Linked DNA regions of Mus musculus: region 2 is linked to region 1. A link is a loop called in an ENCODE intact Hi-C map of the cell type or tissue named here. Cell type or tissue: heart. All regions are shown on one strand. Each heading gives the region's core, and the rest is flanking DNA. Links, peaks and the distances in the headings are about the cores only. Region 1 holds the start of Gtpbp6 (GTP binding protein 6 (putative)). Region 2 holds the start of Golga3 (golgi autoantigen, golgin subfamily a, 3).

Region 1 (2,911 bases), core at 87-2,586:
TGGGATGAAACCGCGCCCGCGCAGAGTCCGCATCCCCCGCCCACACCATGTCCCCACCCTGCAGCTCACATCACAACCCTAAGAAGCTCGCCAGGCCATGATCCAAAGCTCTACCAGGGAAAGGCAGAACCTCTAGGACTCGCCCCCAGCGCCCAATGTTCCCCCCCCCCAGACTCCGCCTACAAATTTAGGATAGTCCCGCCCCAAGGTCCCACCCGGAGCACGCGCAGCCTCACCCATCGGGCAGGCCCAGGTACCATCACATGCTCAGCCAGATCACGCCCCCAGCACGCAAGCTCGCCAGACTCCGACTCCACCAGGAGAGCAGCCACGAACCCAGCACATCCCAGACTATCCACACTCTCTACCGTACGCCCGATGTCCATCATAGTACCCTGCCCCCAGTGCTCCTCCCTCGGCTTCTCCTTCCTTTCTCGTGACTCCGCCCCTTCCAGAACTAGGCGTCACCGCCGCCCCAATTCCCCGTGGCCTTCCTGTATAGCACTAGTAAGTTTCGGCCTTCAGGTCCTCGCCCCTTCCGGCTTCCCTGCTCAATCCCCACTCTCGCCCTACCCGATACCTGTGCTTCGAGGCTTTTTTCCGGCCGGGCGTTTGACGTCAGGATGCAGGACGCAAACGCGCTGTGTATCCAAGGGCAGGAGGGGTGGGGCGCGGAGCAGCTCATCCTCCTCTTCCTCTTCGTCCTCACGGGGGTCCTCCTCGCCCCCACCACGGACGGGACCGCCCCCCGCCCACGCGCTCCCCCAGACCCGGCTCCCGGCGTGGACAGTGCGGACGGGACTTGGCAGGGTCACCGCGGGGCTCCGAACGAGTTGTACGCGGCGCACACGCGGGAGCCAGAACCCCGGGAGCACGGCGGCGCGCAGAAAAAGCATGGCGCGTGCGCGCGCAGCGAGAGACTGCGGGGGCGGGGGAGGGAGAGCAGGGAGGGACGGGAAGAACAACAGGGCGCATGTGCGTGCCGCGAAGGGTGGCTCTGGGAGGATCGAGAGCAGATCGCTTACCCGCAGCGAAAAACTTGGATAGGGGCGGGGTCAGGGAGAAAGGACAGCAAGGCGCATGCGGCGAGGGGCGGGGCCGAAAGGACAATGCCTCTAAAACAAAACAAATAAAAATAAGCCTAGTGGTGGAAGATCTGAATAGAGTTAGTGTAGGCACAGCAATTTCAAAAGGAACAACACAGGACTCAATAGAACTCAGGGTTTGGCCTATGACAACTTTTATGAAGACAATAAAGTTAGGTATAAAGGACATAGGCTATTGAAATAATCTAGCACTGAATGTTAAAATAGAATTCAAATAAGTTATAAAATGTGTTAGCTTTTATGCTTAGTTATAAGAAATTACAAATATTCATGTTTCTGTTGAAACTTACTTGGGCCACAGGAAACTCTCCTCAACACAGAGGAAGATGGAGTCACAGATGGTAGGCTAGAGGATGTTCAGTACCAAGAACTAGAAGGAACTAAATGGAATATATCTGTGACCTGGGATAGCTGCGCGCTCTCTCTCTCTCTCTCTCTCTCTCTCTCTCTCTCTCCTGTGTATCTTTTTTTCAAGTCATTTATATATTTTCTGGAGTGGAGTTGTGGGGACATATTCATATAAAGTAGGAACAAATCAAGCCTTGGGATGTGTGCTGCTGACAATCCATTTAGCTTACTTGCCTGAAGCAGGGAACTAGGGGATACAAAACAAACAAACAAAACAAAACAAAACCCAAGCTGGAGATGTCTCTCAGACTAGTAAAGAGACTGGCTGCTCCACTGAACATAGTCATGATTAAAATAGTTCAAGATGTCACAGCACTGGTTGCTTCTCCAGAGGACTGGGGTTCAGTTCCTAGCACTCACATATTTGGCTCTTCATGAGTATCTTCCTGGATGCAGACAGTAGTGCTGAAATGTCTAATTTGGGTATAGAAGCCAAGAACATCAAGAGATATTTAAAAGTTAATGAATTCTTCCTTTAAATTATCTGCTTTGGGTGACAGAAAGATGGCTCAGGGGTGCGTTTCCAGAGGACACAAGTTTAATTCCCACCACCCACATAAGAGCTCACAACAGTCTTAGGAGGATCAACACCCTCCTGGCCTCTGTAAGCATGCACACAGTGCACAAGCATATAAGGCACAACACTAATATACATGAAATAAACAAATACATTTTAAAATAAAAAAGAGTTTTAAGAAATAAAATAGGACTGGAGAGATGACTCAGTGGTTAAGAGCACTGTCTGCTCTTCCAGAGGTCCTGAGTTCAAATCCCAGCAACCACATGGTGGCTCACAACCATTTGTAATGTGATCTGATGCCCTCTTCTGGTGTGTCTAAAGACAGCGACAAGTGTACTCACATACATAAAATAAATGCATCTTTAAAAGAAGAAGAAGAGGAAGAAGAAGAAGAAGAAGAAGAAGAAGGAGGAGGAGAAGGAGAAGGAGAAGGAGAAGGAGAAGGAGAAGGAGAAGAAGAAGAAGAAGAAGAAGAAGAAGAAGAAGAAGAAGAAGAAGAAGAAGAAGTAGTAGTAGTAGTAGTAGTAGTAGTAGTAAAATGCTTCAGGCCAGTGAGACAATACAACGGTAAGGGCCGAAGAAGAAGAAGTAGTAGTAGTAGTAAAATACTTCAGGCCAGTGAGACAATACAACGGTAAGGGCCCTTGCTGATGACATCGTCTTAAGGGAACATGAAGGCTGGGGGTGGGGGGTGGAGGGGTGGGTCCGGAAGTGAAGCCCATCCTTCAGTCCCAGGCACATTTGCCCCAGTGGATCTCTGGGAAATGTAGTTCTACATCGACACTTCCTCTACTGGGCCACACCGACTCTGCAGCTGTTAGGTCTGCAGTAAGCCCTAGTGAAGCTAGTGACAGATGACGTGATCCTGTAGAGAGCT
Region 2 (2,911 bases), core at 190-2,689, 68 kb after region 1:
TCACAGACCCTATGTGGCCATTCTCTAGGCTCACACCGATCTCCCCTCCTCGTGCTACTCGTATTTAACACTCTCCTAGATCTTCATCATGCTCAAACCTCTCGGGCAGGTTTGAAGCATCTTTCCACAGCTATGTTTTCTTTAGAAATTGACTCAGATTGATGAGATGTCTCTACATTTTTTTTAAAAAATTATTATTGTGTATGTATGTGATATGTGTAAATATATATGGTGAGTGTATTAAAGTGCACACGTTGAGATTAGAGGCCAACTTGTAGAGTTGGTTCACTTCTTCCACCACTATATAAGCTTCAAATTGCCAGTCTTATGCTGCAAGTGACCTTGCTTGCTGAGCCACTCACCAGGTTCAGAGAGGTCCTTTCTCAATAATCCATAAGATTGCAGAATGTCTACCCACCTGTCTCTTTATTCAGCTCTGACATCATCTACTCTCTTGTATGTCTGTTTTTTACTATTTCCCTCCAAGAAGTAAGTTTCCTGAAAGCAGACAGCATCTGGCAAAGTCCTTGGCACACAACAGTCCTCAGTAGATACAGCAGGTTCCCCCATCAACCCCTGGACATATAAAGCTGGGACCCTGTCAGTCCTTTTGTCTACCTCAAGACCCTTCAAATTTGTTCATTGACTGATGAGCAGAAACAAAAGGGAAATATCCAAACAATAGGATATTAGCAATAAGAACGAAGCACTAAAAGATGTACAACATGGATACAATTTGAAAAAGAACTCAAAGCTATACAGTATATGAACCCTATTGGTATGAAATGTACAGGCAAGGACACTCAGAAACAGAAATAATGATAAAATCGTAAACAGGAGCAAACTTTACAGCATGTAAATTATATCTTTGTAAAGCTTTGGTCATTTTTATTTGGGGTTGGAAATGTAGCTTGGAGGTGGGGAGGTTACTAGACATGTTCAAGGCCCAGGATACAATCTCGAGCACTGAAAACAAAATGTATACTTAGCATTTTCCCCATGTAGCAGTGGCAATAGTTTAATATTGTGTTGTGAGAACTTCCTCTCCTTTCCTATCTTCACATACTAGAGACTGAACCCAAGAGTTCTGAACTACACCGCAGACGTCTTTTTACCTTTTAAGACAAGTCCCACTTTATAGTCCAGTCAGTCCTCGAGCTTGTGATACTTGTCAGACTTCCTCGTGGCTGGCAATGCAGTCGCGTGGCGCAGTGTCCGGCCATGTATAACACTGGCAATAATACAAACAAGACTGACAAACACTTAGGAACAAGTTGTCAGAACTGTGGTGGAGGCGGTGTCTGGCGGGGAAGCCACGCCCCGGGGGCGTGGCCACGTGGATCGTCATACCCACCAGTCAGAAGGCCGCGAGGGGCGGGAGCGTGGCGAGTCCAACGTCACTACCACCGGAAGCGTTTTTCTTTTTTTGGGGGGGGGGGGAGGGTTGTCCTGATTTCGTCTCTTAGGCTGGAAGTTGTTCCTCTGAAGGGAAGGCACACAAAATTTTAAGTCCACTTTCTGAAGGATATCTCAATCTGTCCGGAGATCCATACCAACCCCAATTTGAAAGTGGCTACTGGCCGCTGAGGGCAGCCTCTCTTCCGGAACGAAGACCTCGCGGACCGTTTGTTTCCGGGGGGTTGCCCGAGACTGGTACCCTGTTGCGCCCCGCCCCTTGCACAGCCACGTCCTACCGGAGCCGCAGGGTTGGGCCGGAACCGGTGAGGGTTTTGGGGGCTATTACTGAGGAGGGTCGGGACCTTGTGGCAGAGGACCGTGGAGGAACTGTTGGGGCAACCCTGGCCGCGCCCAGAGAGGCGTACAGGGGCAAGGCGGATGCAGAGTCCGGTGAGGGTCGCGCAGACTTTGGGTCAGCCGCGGTCAGCTCAAGTCAGTTTTTGCTTTTACTCCGTGGGGTTGGAAACCTGCCTCGCAGCTGGGTTGTCAGTAAATGCAGAGACTGCTTCTGCACCCACGGAATGCGGTCTGCCCTGAGAGCGTTGCTACTGCTGCTTGGTTGGGTCAGCGTGTTTGAAGTCTGCTCCTTTTGCAGTTGATGACGAACGTGACATGGTGGCAAGTCGTACAGTGCGTGGGGGACTTAGGTTGTTTTGATTCTGGTGCTCAGAGGTGTTTGCTGAACATGGTCAGTGGAGTCAGTGACCAGAGAGAGCTAGGCGAACAGCTTACCACCTTCCCACGGGCGCTTACTGAATGTTTATAGAAAAAGAGGCCCTGTTTGTAAAAGGTCCCAGGATACAGTAGTGTTTTGGTCTCTGTTTTCATCACTTTCTGGTGGAGGTATACTGACAACTCAAAACAGTTGAGAGGATTAGGTTTGTGCAACCTTCGGAAGAGTTTACCTTTGAGTCAAGACAGGCCTCCATGACAAGAATCGTTTGTGCAAAATTATTGAGAGGAATGTCTCAAGAAAAGTGAACAAGAAGTGTAGAGACCCTATGGAGAGTCAGTTGTACTTCTGGATGCATGATATAGCCAGATAATGAAAAAAGACACAGCATGTGAGGGGTACAGACATAAGTAGGAACCCAATTAAAGTGGTCTCCGGTCGAGGCTAAGAAGTTTGTATTTTATTGTCAGTAGGACACTGTAAACCATTTACAAATGCCGCCTGACTTTTATAGTCCGTTAATGACTCAGATACAGTGTACCTTGAATGGAAAGAAAAGGAAAAGCCTGGATAGGGTGGCACATGTCTGTTATACCAGCTCTTGGGAAGTCAAGACAGGAAGACCTCAGCCAGCTTGAGGCCCATGCTACATAGCAATATTCTGTCTAAAAAATCCAAAAGCAGATCGGAAAGACTTCTGAGTGGTTGAATGTTATAGAGTCTGATGACCTGAGTTCCCTGGGAGCCCTGTGGTGGAAGGAAAGCATCCACTCTTCAGTT

What was found. Hi-C counts contacts between places; a loop is a spot of excess contacts. Peaks named below come from ENCODE experiments on the same cell type or tissue, not always from the same donor. Only the 100,000 strongest peaks of a DNase experiment are listed, where the experiment ranks them.
Region 2: a loop joins it to region 1, with 4 times the contacts of the local background. A loop is called at or near these places in 4 of 42 quality-filtered maps.

The regions. Positions count from the first base shown.
Region 1 is chr5:110,107,276-110,110,186 of GRCm38, forward strand. Gtpbp6 (GTP binding protein 6 (putative)) reads right to left here and starts at 922. Exons shown (of 10, transcript NM_145147.5): 1 at 581-922. The coding sequence starts at 896. It overlaps Zfp605 (zinc finger protein 605), which reads left to right and starts at 2,817. Exons shown (of 5, transcript NM_001163996.1): 1 at 2,817-2,911. In heart, for the core only: a CTCF peak has its summit at 1,158; DNase peaks (open chromatin) are centred at 616 and 986; H3K4me3 peaks cover 1,566 bases; H3K27ac peaks cover 1,250 bases.
Region 2 is chr5:110,175,202-110,178,112 of GRCm38, forward strand. Golga3 (golgi autoantigen, golgin subfamily a, 3) reads left to right here and starts at 1,656. Exons shown (of 24, transcript NM_001347389.2): 1 at 1,656-1,721. It overlaps Gm15787 (predicted gene 15787), which reads right to left and starts at 1,303. Exons shown (of 3, transcript NR_040431.1): 1 at 1,116-1,303. In heart, for the core only: no CTCF peak of the experiment used is centred there; DNase peaks (open chromatin) are centred at 1,370 and 1,700; H3K4me3 peaks cover 1,830 bases; H3K27ac peaks cover 1,267 bases.